Regions from separate parts of the Homo sapiens genome. Here region 2 is linked to region 1. A link is an interaction called in ENCODE POLR2A ChIA-PET data of the cell type or tissue named here. Cell type or tissue: PC-9. All regions are shown on one strand. Links, peaks and the distances in the headings refer to the core of each region. The heading gives the core; the rest is flanking DNA. Region 1 has its middle 19 kb from the start of ENSA. Region 2 overlaps GOLPH3L (golgi phosphoprotein 3 like).

Region 1 (8,332 bases), core at 306-8,305:
CAGAGCAAAGTGATTTGGTCAAGTAGCCATGGGCTTTGGAGTCTGTCATTTATCAAGTGATCTTAGATGAATTATCTTTTCTCAGCTTCATTACAATTTTGTAAAATAGGGCCGGGCGCCGTGGCTCAACCCTGTGGGCATAAGCCTTTGGGAGGCTGAGGCGGGCAGATCACTTGAGGTCAGGAGTTCGACAGCTTGGCCAACATGGTGAAACTCCATCTCTACTAAAAATACAAAAATAAGCCAGGTGTGGTTGCGGGTGCCCATAATCCCAGCTACTTGGGAGGCTGAGGTAGAATAGAACTGTTTGAACCCGGGAGGTGGAGGTTGCACTGAACCGAGATTGCACTACTGCACTCTAGCCTGGATGATAGACTGAGACTCTGTCTCAAATTAAAAAAAAAAAAAATTATAAAATAGCCTCACCTTTCAATTTGAAATTTATTTATTTATTTTTTGAGACGGAGTTTCCCTTTTGTCGCCTAGCCTAAAGTGCAATGCCACAATCTCAGCTCACTGCAACCTCCTGCCTCCTGGGTTCAAGCAATTCTCCTACCTCAGCCTCCCGAGTAGCTGGGATTACAGGTGTGCGTCACCACCAGCTAATTTTTGTATTTTTAGTAGAGACAGGGTTTTACCATGTTGACCAGGCTGGTCTCAATCTCCTGACCTCAGGTGATCTACCCGCCTTGGCCTCCCAAAGTGCTGGGATTGTGGGCATGAGCCACCATGCCCAGCCTGAAATTTATTTATTTTTTTTAAAGTCAGTCTCTGTAGAGACTGTCAAAAATTGCCAATGCCAACTATATTGTAAGTTACCACAGTGGGATATGTGAAAATTCTTTTTTTTTTTTTTTGAGACATGGTCTCACTCCATCACCCAGGCTGGAGTGCAGTGGCAAGATCACAGTTCACTGCAACCTCGACTTCACGGGCTCAAGTGAGCCTTCCATGGCATGTGCCACCATGTCTGGCTAACTTTTTGTAAAGACGGGGTCTCTCTAAGTTGCCTAAGCTGGTCTCAAAACTCTTAGACTCAAGGGATCTGCCTGCCTTGGCCTCCCAAAGTGCTGGGATAACAGGTGTGAGCCACTGGGCCTGGCCCAACAGAAACCTTTTCTTTTTTTCTTTTGAGACAGAGTCTCAACTCTGGAGTCTCACTCTGTTGCCCAGGCTAGAGTGCAGTGGTGCAATCTTGGCTCACTGCAATCTCCACCTCCCAGGTTCAAGTGATTCTTCTGCCTCAGCCTCCTGAATAGCTGAGATTACAGGCGTGTGCCACCACACCCGGCTAATTTCTGTATTTTTAGTAGATGGGGTTTCGCCATGTTGGCTGTGCCGGTCTCGAACTCCTGACCTCAGGTGATCCACCCGCCTTGGCCTCCCAAAGTATTGGGATTACAGGCGTGAGCCACCGTGCCTGGCTTGAAACTTTTTTTGAGACAGAGTCTCGCTCTGTCGCCCAGGCTGGAGTGCAGTGGCGCGATCTCAGCTCACTGAAAGCTCCGCCTCCTGAGTTCACACCATTCTCCTGCCTCAGCCAAGTAGCTGGGACTAACAGGCGCCTGCCACCACACTCAGCTAATTTTTGTATTTTTGGTAGAGACGGGGGTTTCACCGTGTTAGCCAGGATGGTCTCGATCTCCTGACCTCATGATTGGCCTGTCTCGGCCTCCCAGAGTGCTGGGATTATAGGCGTGAGCCACTGTGCTTGGCCTGAAACGTTTTCAATTAGCAATAATTGTACATTGGACAAACCTCATTGGCTATGATACTGCCACTGCACAAAACTTAAAAAAAATTTTTTTTTTTGAGACGGAGTCTTGCTCTGTCGCCCAGGCTGCAGTGCAGTGGCAAGATCTCGGCTTACTACAAGCTCCGCCTCCGGGGTTCACGCCATTCTCCTGCCTCAGCCTCCAGAGTAGCTGAGACTACAGGCGCCCGACAGCACGCCCGGCTAATTTTTGTCATATTTTTTAGTAGAGACGGGGTTTCACCATGTTAGCCAGGATGGTCTTGATCTCCTGACCTCGTGATCCGCCCACCTCGGCCTCCCAAAGTGCAGGGATTACAGGCGTGAGCCACCGCGCCCAGCCAAAATTTAATTTTTAATTAAACAATTAATATATGAATATTTTCCTTGGAAAAAAGGAAAATATAGATGACACAAAAGTTCCTATGATTACCACTTCCAATCTCACTCCCCTAATTCTTTTCTGGAAGTGACCACAATTCTTTTTTTTTTTTTTTGAGACAGAGTCTTGCTCTGGTGCCAGGCTGGAGTGCAGTGGTGCGATCTCAGCTCACTGAAACCTCCGCCTCTTAGGTTCAAGCGATTCTTGTGCCTCAGCCTCCCGAGTAGCTGGGATTAAGGCACACGCCACCACACCCAGCTAATTTTTGTATTTTTAGTAGAGATGGGGTTTCACCATGTTGGCCAGGATGGTTTCGATCTCCTGACCTCGTGATCCACCGGCCTCAGCTTCCCAAAGTGTTGGGATTACAGGCGTGAGTCAACGTGCCTGGATGTAACAGTTCTCAGTTTAGCAGTTATCCTTCCAGTTCTTTTTCAATTGATCTGTGCTTTTTAACCCATAAAAATAGGATAGATAGTAGTATCTGTCTCACAGGAAAAGAACAGAAGTGAAATGCAAAGTGGGTAATGTTTTCCTTTTTCTCGTTCCTAAGAGCTGAGACCTACTGCAGAAACACAGCTGTACAGTACATTCAAGCTGAAGAAAAGAAAATCTTTTTTATTTCCAAGGGTGGAATTATCTGCCCTTGGTATTATCTAATACCTTGTATTTTAAAATATAAGTTTTTTGTTTTCCAAAAAACTCAACAGACATCACACACAGATTTTACAGTAGGTACAAGCTCTAGCCTGGCACACAACACAGCCAGCGTCTTGGACAGGGGTCTGCCAGAGGAGGGTAGCAAAAGCCAAAAGCCCAGAAAGTATTCTGCTTCCTTTGTCCTCTTCCATTTTAGCCAGGCAAGGAGCATTCTGTGTCTTATATCTTCTTTTCCCTGTGGCGTTCATTTCCAATTGCAGAAAGGAGGTCATATGACCAGATTCTTTCCTTAAACAGCTTTCCAGCTGAGTACAACAAAGACAAAACAAAGCAACCCTGCTCCTCCACAATTCTGCTCTTCCATCACTCTACATGGCAGGAGAAACTCCCACAATAGCTTTTTCCTACTGTCAGAGAGGAAGCATAAACCAAGATTTCCAAAGGCACCACTGGTTGGTTCCCAGGTGCCCTAGAGTAGGATTTTTATTTTATTTTACTTTATTATTTTTTTTTTGAGATGAGGTCTTATTATGTTGCCCAGGCTGGTCTTGAACTCCTGGTCTCAACAAATCCTCCTGCCTCAGCCTCTGAGTAGCTGGGATTATAGGCACTCGCCTCCACACCTGGCTCTAGGATTTTATTTTAGCATAAAACCAAATTCCACTTTGCTAGCCATGATACAAGTTTCTTTTTGAGACGGAGTCTCATTCTGTCGCCCAGGCTGGAGTGCAGTGGCATGATCTCGGCTCACTGCAACCTCTGCCTCCCGGGATCGAGCAATTCTCCTGCCTCAGCCTCCCGAATAGCTGGGATTACAGGCGCCCACCACCACGCTAGACTGATTTTTGTATATTTTAGTATAGACAGGGTTTCACCATGTTGGTCAGGCTGGTCTCGAACTCCTGACCTCAAGTAATTCACCTGCCTCAGCCTCCCAAAGTGCTGGGATTACAGGCGTGAGCCACCCTGCCCGGCCCCTCTTTTTGTATATCTAATTTAATTCTAACAAAAACATATAAGGTTTTTAGTTTAGTTTTTGAGACAGGCTGTTGCCCAGGCTGGAGTGCAGTGGTGTAGATATGGCTCACTGCAGCCTTGACCTCCTGGGCTCAAGGGATCCTCCTGCTTCAGCCTCTGGTACAGCTGGGACCACAGTGCGTGCCACCACACCTGGCTAATTTTTAAGGTTTTTTTGTAGAGATGGGGCCTTACTCTGTAGCCTAGGCTGGTCTCAAACTTCTGGGCTCAAGTGATCCTCCCATCTTGGCCTCCCAAAATGCTGGGATTGTGGGCATAAGGCACCACGCCCAGCCCAGCCCATATAAGGTTTTTTTTGTTTGTTTGTTTGGTTTTTTTGTTTTTTTTTTTTTAAAGACAGAGTTTTGCTCTGTTGCCCAAGCTGGGGTGCAGTGGCACGATCTCAGCTCACTACAACCTCTGCCTCCTGGGTTCAAGCGATTCTCCTGCCTCAGCGTCTCGAGTAGCTGAGATTACAGGTGTGCACCACCACGCCCAGCTAATTTTTGTATTTTTAGTAGAGACAGGTTTTCACCACATTGGCCAGGCTGGTCCTGAACTCCTGACCTCAAGTGATCCACCTGTCTTGGCCTCCCAAAGTGCTGGGATTACATGCTTGAGCCACTGCACCTGGCCCCATATAGAGTTTTTATTGTCATTATTCCCATATTACAGATGAAGGGACTAAGGCTCAAAGGGTAAATAAGTCTGTTCTTAAATAGTGACTTCCTGAGACACAGGAGATGTTTAAGAACAGTACTGGTAGGTGGGAAGTGGCATTTTGGAGCAGGAGTGAGAAGCATGAAAATGTAGCAAGAATAGAAAAGGGTGGGAAAACAGCAAATTAAGAGGAAGAAAAATGCAGGTCCTAGCAAGAATTGCTACTCACCACTGCCAGAGTCTGGGCCATGTTCTAGGTGTGTATTTAAACAAATCTCCATAGCAACCATCTGGTTTCTGTTTTTCTATGACAACACGGGCTTGCATTTCTAAATACAAGCACTGGTGAGGACAAGTGTGGGCTGGGGAAGGGAAGTGGGACCGCTGAGTCAAGGGGAAATTGCGCAAAAAAGGCAAAGGTTCTCTTGGTATGCCCTCATCTATCCCCTCCCAGCACACCCTCAAGGAAGGGGTCTTTCCTTGACTCACAGCAGTCATTGTTAAGAGCTGAGCCTTGTATGCACTTTGTCTTTTGTTTTGGAGACAGAGTCTGGCTCTGTCACCCAGGCTGGAGTGCGGTGGTGTAATCTTTGCTTACTTAAACCTCTTCCTCCGAAGTTCAAGCAATTCTCTTGCCTCAGCCTCCCGAGTAGCTGGGACTACAGGCGCCTGCCACCACTCAGTTAATTTTTAATTTTTTTGTAGAGACAAGGTCTCACTACATCGCCCAGCCTGGTCTCAAACTCCTGGGCTGAAGAATTCCTCGTGCCTCGGCCTCTCAAAATGCTGGCATTACAGGTGTGAGCCACTGTGGCCAGCCCATGATATCTTATTTTTACCAATTATGTAAATTCCTATCTAATTAGGGTATACCCTTGGTGCAAGAGGGGGAAGGGTAGATGCTTTTGCTTCTCATTTTCAACCCAGGTGGCACTTTTGGAGATACTGAGGGTAGAGAGAGGTTGGAGGATCTCATCTGATAAAGGTGTGGTAGCCCCAGAAAGAAAGGTGAGAAAAAGGCAGCTAGGCATGGAGATGCAGGAATAAGAATAGATACTGCCATGAGGACTAAGTGGGCCCAGACCTGAGTTAAAACAGCCCCCCATCCCCGCTTTTTTTTTTTTTTTTTTTGAAATGGAGCCTCTCTCTGTCACGCAGGCTGGAGTGCAGTGGCGCGATCTCGGCTCACTGCAAGCTCCACCTCCCGGGGTTCATGCCATTCTCCTGCCTCAGCCTCCCGAGTAGCTGGGACTACAGACGCATGCCACCATGCCCAGCTAATTTTTGTATTTTTAGTAGAGATGGGGTTTCACTGTGTTAACCAGGATGGTCTCGATCTCCTGACCTCGTGATCCTCCCGCCTCGGCCTCCCAAAGTGCTGGGATTACAACAAGAGCCCCTTTCTTAAGCATAGTGATTCTCAACCAGGCAACCAGGCAACTCCAGGGGGCATTTGGCAATGTCTGGGGACTTTTCTGATTATTCTGACTAAGCAACTAATGGGTAGAGGACAAAGATGCTGTTAAACATCCTGAAATGCACAGGACAGTCCCTGCAACAAAGAATTACTTGGCCCAAAATGTCAGCAGTTCCAAGATTGAAAAACCTGAGTAAAGAGATGCTGGTCCTACAGGAAACGTCTCCTTTGTCCATTGCAGGAGCACCAGTGTGACAGATAAAACCATTTGAGGGGGGCCGGGCATGGTGGCTCACGCCTGTAATCCCAACACTTTGGGAGGCCAAGGTGGGTGGATCACCTGAGATCAGGAGTTCGAGACCAGCCTGGCCAACATGATGAAACCCCATCTCTACTAAAAATACAAAAAATTAGCTGGGTGTGATGGCTACCTGGGAGGCTGCGGCAGGAGAATCGCTTGAATCTAGGAGGTGGAGGTTGCAGTGAGCCGAGATTGCGCCATTGCTCTCCAGCCTGGGAAACAAGAGCAACACTCTGTCTAAAACAAACAAACAAAAAACTATTTGAGGGGGATATACCAGAGATGCCTGCTTGTTCCCCTGGGCCCTGAGTCCCTCTCAGACTTTCAGACCAAGTATTTTTAGTTTACTTCTGACAAAAATAAATTCAAGCCAGAATCCAAATTTGCTGTGAAATCAGCTGGTTCTAGAGAATAGGGTATTTTCCTATACCCTTCTTGGTATAGGCAAAACTGCCCCACAGAGGCTGTGCAATCAGGCAAAGGCATGCTCCTCTTGGCCTTAGTTTCACCATTTGTAAAACGAGTACACTGAACTCAATGATCTCGAATGTCCCTTTAGTTCCAAAACTCTGTACTTTTGGACATTTAAGAAATATCCTGGGCTGTACAGTTTGGGTCTGTAAAAAAGGAAATGACTCAAATGCAATAGAGGAAGCCTAAGGATGACTCAGACTTCCCTAATCATAAACGACACTTCAGACATGGACCTTAACGTCAAACCAGGATTCATGATCACTAAATGACTTTCCTTTTGTACGTGTGAGCAGGTGGCGTTCACCAGGGGTGAGACTTTATTGACAGTAAGTTGCCTCTGCCAAAAAACGCCCTCATATGTCTGCTGATGTTTGAATTTCTCCTATGCAGAGTTTTGTCTCCAGTTAAAAATGTAAATACTGTTGTTTCTTGTTGGAGCTCAGAGGAAAAAAAGATAACTACTCTAGGATATGTATCAATTTGATGCTACTTTATTTTATTTATTGAGACAGGGTCTTGCTCTGTTGCCCAGGCTGGAGTGCAGCAGTGCAATCACAGCTCACTGCAGCCTCAACCTCCTGTGCCCAATCGATGCTCCCACCTCAGCCTGCCATTGCTGGAACTACAGGCACATGACAACACGCCTGGCTATTTTTTTTTAATTTTTCAGACAGGGTCTCCTTACATTGCCCAGGCTGGTCTCAAACTCCTGTACTCAAGTGATCCTCCCCCTTCAGCCTCCCAAAGTGATGGCATTACAGATGTGAGCCACCTCACCCCAGCAAGTTGATTTTTAACAAAAGATAACAGCAAAACCCCAGATAAATTAGCAAACTACCTTCACAGCTCGATGTGAGAACTCTCTTAGTTTTATTTATTTATACACAGAGTCTCATTCTGTTGCCCAGGCTGGAGTGCAGTGGTGCAAACACAGCTCACTGCAGCCTTCACCTTCTGGACTCAGGCTATCCTCCAGCCTCAGCCTCCCACGTAGCTGGGGCCACAGGTGCATGCCATCATGCATGGCTAATTTTTTAATTTTTTTGTAGAGATGGGGGTCTCATTTTGTTGCCCAGGGTGGTCTCGAACTCCTGGGCACAAGCCATCTTCCCCTCCCAAAGTGCTGGGATTACAGGCATGAGCCACCACCTGGCTCCAATCTAAAATTTTATATTCTTGCTACAATGTTTTGAACTTCCAGGTTAATCATTTCTGCTTCTAAATCATCTGCTCTTTGACCTTATAAAGAGTTCTCTTAAAAATAAATAAATAATAGAGAAAGAAACAAAGAATTCTCTTGACCAGAGGTTTTTTTTTTTTTTTTTTTTTTTTTTTTTTTTTTTGAGACAGGGTTTTGCTCGTTGCCCAGGCTGGAGTGCAATGGCGCAATCTTGCCTCACTGCAACCTCTGCCTCCCGGGTTCAAGAGATTCTCCTGCCTCAGCCTCCCTGGTAGCTGGGATTACAGGCGCACGCCACCACACCCAGCTAATTTTTTGTATTTTTAGTAGAGACGGAGTTTCACTATGTTGGCCAGGCTGGTCTCAAACTCCTGACCTGACCTCATGATCCACCCACCCCAGCCTCCCAAAGTGCTAGGATTACAGGTGTGGGCCACCGCGCCTGGCTTGACCAGTTTATCACAACTTCCTTAGCCTATTTTCTTATC
Region 2 (8,332 bases), core at 321-8,320, 64 kb after region 1:
GTATTGCATTTTACATGCATTATAATTTTATCTATCCAAGCCCCTTACTGATGTGCATTTAGGTTGCTTACAGTATTTTGTTATTATTAAAAAATGTTGGCTGGGTGTGGTGGCTCAAGCCTGTAATCCCAGCACTTTGGGAGGCCATGGTGGGTGGATCACCTGAGGTCAGGAGTTTGAGACCAGCCTGGCCAACATGGTGAAACCCAGTCTCCACTAAAAATACAAAAAAATTAGCCGGGCATGGTGGCCCGTGCCTGTAATCCCAGCTACTCAGGAGGGTGAGGCAGGAGAATCCTATGAATCCAGGAGGCAGAGGCTGCAGGGAGGTGAGTTCGTGCCACTGCACTCCAGCCTGGGCGGCAGAGTAAGACTCCATCTCAAGAAAAAAAAAAAAAAGTAAAGACGTATTCATTTGTGTGTGTATTTCTGTTGAATATCTAGAAGAAAATTCTGGGTCAAATATTACACATATTTAAACTTTAAAGATTGCACAATGGGAATTCAATAAATTCAGACAGTCAACACTTTATGCTGAATTTCCACTTAGTCAAGTATTCAAAGTGCCCTTCCTTATTCAAACTTCCTTGAAGACACACCTTAAAACAACTCTGAAGGTTAAAGATCTTAAAAGTTGCCTGCTTGGCAAAAAAAGAGGAAAGAAGGGCCGGGCGCGGTGGCTCACGCCTGTAATCCCAGCACTTTGGGAGGCCAAGGCGGGCGGATCACCTAAGGTCAGAGTTTGAGACCAGCCTGGCCAACATGGTGAAACACTGTCTCTACTAAAAATACAAAATTAGCCGGGTGTGGTGCCGCATGCCTGTAATCCCAGCTATTCGGGAGGCTGAGACAAGGAGAATCGCTTGAACCTGGGAGGCGGAGGTTGCAGTGAGCCGAGATCGCACCACTGCACTCCAACCTGGACAACGAGAGCAAAACTCCGTCTCAAAAAAAAAAAAAAAAAAAAAAGAGGAAAGAAAACAAAACAACTTAAAGCATCATTAAAAAATATGCTCATAAGGAGTTTTTAAAATAACATTAGAAAATACTTGTGATAAAGTTGAATGAAAAATAGCCAGATATATAATTGAGTATCCAGGATTATTACAATGATATAAAATAATGTCTACATTAAAACATGGCTTTTTAACCTTTCCAAATTATCTACAGTGAGAAAATATCACTTTTTAAAGGAAAATTTTCAGAAAAAAAGAACCCCTCCATCTCCCCAAGTCTGAAGATTTAACATTAAAATTGCTTCACCTTCCATGAGAGAAGAAATGTTATCATGTTGCTTTGAACCCTTTTATATCTGCCCAATTCCAAAGCCCAAGGAAAGTATAATGATCTTCAGGGGTTATCAAAAATTCTACAAGCAAAACTAATTTTATTATTTTTTTCCTCCTAAAAAATTACTCTAAGAAAATTTAGTGTACTGTTTGTCCTTGAATCACTCTATTAAAAGAGTGGTATTCAGGATTTGATGTAAATTCCTCTTTTACAAATTAATGTGATTCATCGAAACTCCAATTCCTATTTCTACATCCACACAGCTCATAAAGACATTTTATGTATGTATGTATGTATTTGAGACGGAGTCTCAATCTATCGCCCAGGCTGGAGTGCAGTGGCACAATCATGGCTCACTGCAACCTCTGCCTCCCAGGTTCAAGCGATTCTCCTGCCTCAGCCTCCCGAGTAGCTGGGATTACAGGGGCCTGCCACCACATTCAGTTAATTTTTGTATTTTTAGTAGAGACGGGACTTCATCATGTTGGCCAGGCTGGTCTCGAACTCCTGACCTCAGGTGATCCACCCACCTCAGCCTCCCAAAGTGCTGGGATTACAGGTGTGAGCCACTGCACCTGGCCAAGAGATTTTATAAAATAGATCAAGCATTAAAAGCCCACTCTGTTTAATCCTATTGGAGAATGAAGAACTGTGACCTGATGCTGTTCTGGTTTAACAGATAATTTCAGCCTGATCGTGAGGAAGGGATTATAAATATAGGCAAATGGACAGGATTTCTCAATGAATGAAATGAAGATTGAATCCTTTCAGGTTTATTTTAAAAGGTGGGTAGAAAGATGCAAAGCTAGTTACAATGATCAGTTTATTAGTTTTTGCAGGGCTTCTGTTTTTTTTTTCCTTATCAAAAGTTTAGCAAATAAAAACAACATGCTAATGCGTTGTCAGTGAAAGGGAAATGCAAAATAAAGGAAAGCAACTGGTCATCTTTGAATTCCCATATAAGCTTTAAATCTCATTCTGGTCAGTAAAAATATCATTAGTTGTTTTACCCTAAAAATTTTTATTTTTTTTATTTTTTAGACATAGTCTCCCTCTGTCACCTAGGCTGGAGTGACCTGGCCGGAAAGAGGAATTTTAATTGCTACACATTGTCCAAAGAAAACGGAAGAAAAGCCAGGCGCGGTGGCTCATGCCTGTAATCCCAGCACTTTGGGAAGCCGAGGCGGGCGGATCACAAGGTTAGGAGTTCGAGACCAGGGTGGCCAACATAGTGAAACCCTGTCTCTACTAAAAACACAAAAAATTAGCTGGGCAGGCGTGGTGGTGGGCACCTGTAATCCCAGCTACTTGGGAGGCTGAGGCAGGAGAATCATGTGAATCAGGAGGCGGAGGTTGCAGTGAGCTGAGATCGCACCACTGCACTCCAGCCCGGGTGACAGTGCAAGACTCCGTCTCAAAAAAACAAAACAAAACAAAAAACAAAAGAAAACAGAAGAAAAGAGAAAGTTGAGAAGGGGGAGCAAAAATTTGAAAACAGGCCAGGCTCAGTGGCTCACGCCAGTAATCCTAGTACTTTGGGAGGCCAAGGTGGGAGTACTGCCTGAGCTCGGGAGTTCAGGACCAGCCTGGGCAACACAGTGAAACCCCGTCTCTACCAAAAGTACAAAAAAAAAACTGGCCGGGTGCGTCTGTGGGTCCCAGCTACTTGGGAGGCTGAGGCAGGAGAATTGCTTGAACCCGGGAGGTGGAGGTTGCAGTGAGCCGAGATTGTACCACTGTACTCCAACCTGGGTGACAAAGTGAGACTCCCATCTCCAAAAAAAAAAAAAAAAGAAAAAAAATGGAAAACATGTCCAGGCTCTAAGTCTATCTCCCCACAACTCACGTGATTTTTTTAAACAATAAAATATTTATCAATTTATTCATCCACTTATATTTAGCTTGAATCTGAGTGACTTATGGAAATTTTAGAAATTAAAATCCATCCCCAAAACAACCAATTATAGTATCATTACAATAAGTATTTAGCCATCTTAAGGGACAACTTCAAAAGAGGCAGTACTCTTTTGAATATAGAAGTTTTCATATGTTTGTTAATAAGAGCAAAATAAACTATCATTAGAGTGAACAGGTAACCTACAGAGTGGGAGAATTTTTTTTTTTTTTTTGAGATGGAGTCTTTCTCTGTCACCCAGGCTGGAGTGCAGTGGCATGATCTTGGCTCATTGCAACCTCCGCCTCCTGGGCTCAAGCGATTCTCCTGCCTCGGCCTCCCGAGTAGCTGGGATTACAGGCATATGTCACTAGGCCTAGCTAATTTTTTTGTATTTTGAGTACAGACAGGGTTTCACCATGTTGGCCAGGGTAGTTTCGAACTCCTGACCTCAGGTGATCTACCTGCCTTGGCCTCCCAAAGTGCTGGTATTACAGGCGTGAACCACCGCACTCGGCCTTTTTCTTTTTTTTAAAGAGATGAGGTCTTGGCCTGGTATGGTGGCTCCTACCTATAATCCCAGCACTTTGCCAAGCTGAGGCGGGAGGATAGCTGAGGCACGAGGACCACTTAAGTCCAAAGTTCGTAACCAGCTTAGGCAACATACTGAGACTCCATCTATATAAAAAATTTTAAAAATTAGCCAGGTGTGGTGGCACATGCCTGTAGTCCCACTTACTCAGGAGGCTGAGGTGGAAGGATCCCTCAAGCCCAGGAGGTCAAGGGGGCAGTGAGCCATGATCATGCCACTGCACTCTAGCCTGGGCAAGAGAGTGAGACCCTGTCTCAAAGGAAAAAAAAGAGAGAAACAGGGTTTCACTCTGTCATACAGGCTAGAGTACAGTGGCACAATCATGGCTCACTGCAGCCTCAAACTCCTGGGCTTGAGTTATCCTCCCTTGTGGTTAGGACTACAGGTGTGTACCACCACGTCTGGCTAATTAAAAAAAAAAATTTGTAGCAATAGGGTCTGGCTATGTTGCCCAGGCTGGTGTTGAAGACCTGGCCTCGAGTGATCCTCCCACTTCAGCCTCCCAAGTAGCTAGGATTACAGATGTGAGCCACCTGGCCTGGCTTCCAATGATTTAAAACGGACTTAGAAACACAAGCAATTATGTTACGTTCAAACCTTAGAAGAGCAAAACTAGGTAAGTGTAGATTTTTTTTTTTTGTGGTCAAATAGCTTTTCTCTCCTTGATTACTAGCATATACACATTGTAGAAAATTTGAAAACAAAAAAATTCATAAAAAATAAAAATCACCCATAAATTCCATTACCCTATGATCATATGGGTGTATGTACAACCAAACTTTTCTGTATACATAAAATACATGTATCTTCTACCCATCAACCTATTTTCCCATCTCCTTCTCTCCCAACCCCAATTCTGGGGCGTCCCTTCATAGCAAAGGTTTGTGTGAATTATGGAACAACAGTATGATATATATGTTATAAACCTCAACAAAATATTACCAGCCTGGGCAGCATGTTGAAACCCCGTCTCTACTAAAAATACAAAAAATTAGATAGGTGTGGTGGCATGTGCCTGTAGTCCCAGCTACTTGGGAGGCTGAGGCAGGAGAACTACTTGAATCTGGGAGGTGGAGGTTGCAGTGAGCCAAGCTCGCGCCACTACACCCCAGCCTGGGCGACAGAGTAAGAGAGACTCTGTCTCAAAAAAAAAAAAAAAAAAAAAAAAAAAAGTATTGAGGAGTAGAGATAGAAGAAACTGCGAAGAGTACTGATTTCATCATCTTTCACTACAGGGAGTCAGTAGGATATTGTCTAAAACTGAGTAATGTGGTAAGAAAACACAACCCCAATTTTTTTTTAACATTTTTGATTGAACTCCTCCCTCCCTCCCTCCCTTCCTTTTTTTTTTTGTGTCTCCCTTTGTCACTCAACCAGGCTGCAGTAGAGGTGCAGTGGTGTGAACATGGCTCACTGTAGCCCCAACCTCCTAGACTCAAACAATCGTCTGGCCTCAGCCTCCTAAGTAGCTGGAACTACCAGCGCATGCCACCATGCCTGGCTAATTTTTGTATTTTTTGCAGAGACAAGGTTTTCCGATGTTGCCCAAGCTAGTCTCCAACTCCTGAGCTCAGGTGATGCTCCTGCCTTGGCCTCTCAAAGTGCTGGGATTACAGGCTGAGCCACCATGCCCAGCCAACAGTTTCAAACATACACAAAGTAGAGAGATTATGTAGCTCTATGTAGCCATCACCTAGTTTCAACAGTTATCAATATAATCTTTCATCTTTACCACCCACCCCACCCAAACCCAGATTATTTCTGTACAAATTCCAGCTACTATATAATTTCATCCAAAAAATACTGCATATTCTCCCCAAGAGATTAGGATTTTTTAAAAAAAGAACTGTAATACCAATATCATACCTAAAACAACCCAATAAGAACTCCAGTAAGCCTTCATATTCCATCAATTGTTTAGTAAATTTTTTTTTACAGTTGCTTTGTTTGAATCTGGAGCCAAAGTCCATACTTAGTCTTCTGTATTTCATACATTCTATTTTTTTTTTTTTTTTTTTGAGATGGAGTTTCACTCTGTCACCCAGGCTAGCAGGCTGGAGTGCAATGGCTCGATCTTGGCTCACTGCAACCTCCGCCTCCCGGGTTCAAGCAATTCTCCTGCCTCAGACTCCCGAGTGGTTGGGATTACAGCCACCCGCCACCAAGCCTGGCTAATTTTTGTATTTTTAGTAGAGACTGGGTTTCACCATGTTGGCCAGGGTGGTCTTGAACTCCTGACCTCAGGTGATCCACCTGCCTCAGCTTCCAAAAAATGCTGGGATTACAGGCGTGAGCCACCGTGCCCAGCCTACATGTGTAATTTTAAAAGTAAAATGAAATATAATTTCATTTCATTTGGGGCCTCAGACTCCCAAAGTGCTGGGATTACAGGTGTGAGCCACCGTGCCAGGCTACATGCGTAATTTTATTTTATTATTTATTTATTTATTTTTGAGATGGAGTCTCACTCTGTCACCCAAGCTGGAGTGCAGTGGCGCGATCTTGGCTCACTGCAACCTCTGCCTCCCGGGTTCAAGCAATTCTCCTGCTTCAGCCTCCTGAGTAGCTGGGATTACAGGCATGAGCCACCGTGCCTGGCCTATTTATTTATTTATTTTTGAGACAGAGTCTCGCTCCATTGCCCAGGCTGGAGTGCAGTGGTGTGATCTTGGCTTACGGCAACTTCTGCCTCCTGGGTCCAAGTGATTCTCTTGCCTCAACCTCCTGAGTAGCTGGGATTACAGGCGTATGTCACCGTGCCTGGCTAAGTTTTTGTATTTTTAGTAGAGATGGGGTTTCATCATGTTGGCCAGGCTGGTCTTGAACTCCTGACCTCAGGTGATCCACCTGCCTCAGCCTCCAAAAAATGCTGGGATTACAGGCGTGAGCCACCATGCCCAGCCTACATGTGTAATTTTAAAAGTAAAATGAAATATAATTTTACTTAACAGAAAAAAAATGAAGTGAAACAATTACTAAACTTCAAACATTTCTTTTTTTTTTTTTTTTAATTTGAGACAGGGTCTCACTCTGTCACCCACGCTGGAGTGCATAATCGTAGCTCACTGCACCCTCTACTTCTCGAGCTCAAGCAATCCTACCACCTCAGCCTCCTAAGTGGATGGAACTACGGGCACATGCCACCATGCCCATTTAATCTTTTAATTCTTTTAGAGATGAGGGTCTTGCTATGTTGCCCAAGCTGGTCTCAAACTCATAGACTCAAGTGATCCTCCCACCTTGGCCTCCCAAAGTGCTAGGATTACAGGCATGAGCCACCACACCTGGCCTCAAACAGTTGTTTCTTATAAGAGATATGTCATGATGTTGGCTATGGGTTATCAAGTAAAAAGGAAAAAAAAATTTTTTTAAAGAGAAATGTGGCTGGGCACGGTGGCTCATGCCTGTAATCCCAGCACTTTGGGAGGCTGATGTGGGCGGATCACCTGAAGTCAGGAGTTCGAGACCAGCCTTACCAACATGGAGAAACCCCGTCTCTACTAAAAATACAAAATTAGCTGGGCGTGGTGGCACATACCTGTAATCCCAGCTACTCGGGAGGCTGAGGCAGGAGAATCACTTGAACCCGGGAGGCGGAGGTTTCAGTGAGCCGAGATCGCCTTGGGCAACAAGATCGAAACTCCGTCTCAAAAAAAAAAAAAAAAAAAAAAAGGACAAATGTCCTATAAATTCCTTTCTAAGATTTAAAAAAGAGATTATTAAGAGGTTGGGGTCATTTTTAAAAACTAGATGTTTCAATTTTAGATAACGTCTAAGTGACTCCTTATTATGAAAGATACAAGTTAATATCCTTCCCATATTTTATTACCTTACTTCCCAATTTTAAAATTATAACTTTTATTCTGTGTAGACTCATAATATGTATATTCTATTCTATAACTATAATTCACCAGATCTGCTCTACTTTATCTGAATGTATGCAGAGAGAGCTGATGCTGGTTACATGAGAGTTTATTATATTGTTTTTTACACATTTTTGTATGCCTGAATTATTTGTAATTTTGAAAAAAAGGAATGTTTTAAACTAAAAAATGATGTTTGGCGGGGTGCGGTGGCTCATGCCACCGAGGCAAGCAGATCATAAGGTCAAGAGATCAAGACCATCCTGGCCAACATGGTGAAACCCCATCTCTAGTAAAAACACAAAAATTAGCTGGTGTGGTGGCACACGCCTGTAGTCCCAGCTACTCGGGAGGCTGAGGCAGAACTGCTTGAACCTGGGAGGCAGAGGTTGCAGTGAGCCGAGAGCCAAGATCCAGCCTGGCGAGGGAGCAAGGCTCCGTCTCAAAAAAACAAAAAGTTTAAGAATATTTACAGTATTTCTGGGAAGTAAGATTTCTTCTTTTTTTAATGTTGTTAATTATACTTCCCTCTATTGCTTAAATTCTTTATCAAGAGCATTTTTTCCTAAAACAAACAGGAAAAACAAGTTTGTGTGAACCTTCACAATTTTAAGACTGGTATTATTCCCTTAAATCTTTCTTATGAGTGAAAATGTTAAAAGGGTGATAGTGCTGAGAAAGATTTGTCACATA

Evidence for each region. ChIA-PET counts read pairs that join two places held together with the same protein. Peaks named below come from ENCODE experiments on the same cell type or tissue, not always from the same donor. Only the 100,000 strongest peaks of a DNase experiment are listed, where the experiment ranks them.
Region 2: POLR2A ChIA-PET joins it to region 1 with 14 read pairs; 15 of 35 experiments call an interaction of 5 or more read pairs at or near these places.

What each region holds. Positions count from the first base shown.
Region 1 is chr1:150,606,832-150,615,163 of GRCh38, forward strand. No RefSeq gene overlaps it. Among named protein-coding and RNA genes, the nearest start is that of ENSA, 19 kb to the right of the region's middle. RefSeq lists enhancers at 1,635-2,321, 4,662-4,956. In PC-9, for the core only: no CTCF peak of the experiment used is centred there; DNase peaks (open chromatin) are centred at 4,870 and 6,850; H3K27ac peaks cover 5,606 bases.
Region 2 is chr1:150,670,860-150,679,191 of GRCh38, forward strand. The region is part of intron 2 of GOLPH3L (golgi phosphoprotein 3 like); the gene reads right to left. Among named protein-coding and RNA genes, the nearest start is that of GOLPH3L, 22 kb to the right of the region's middle. In PC-9, for the core only: no CTCF peak of the experiment used is centred there; no DNase peak of the experiment used is centred there.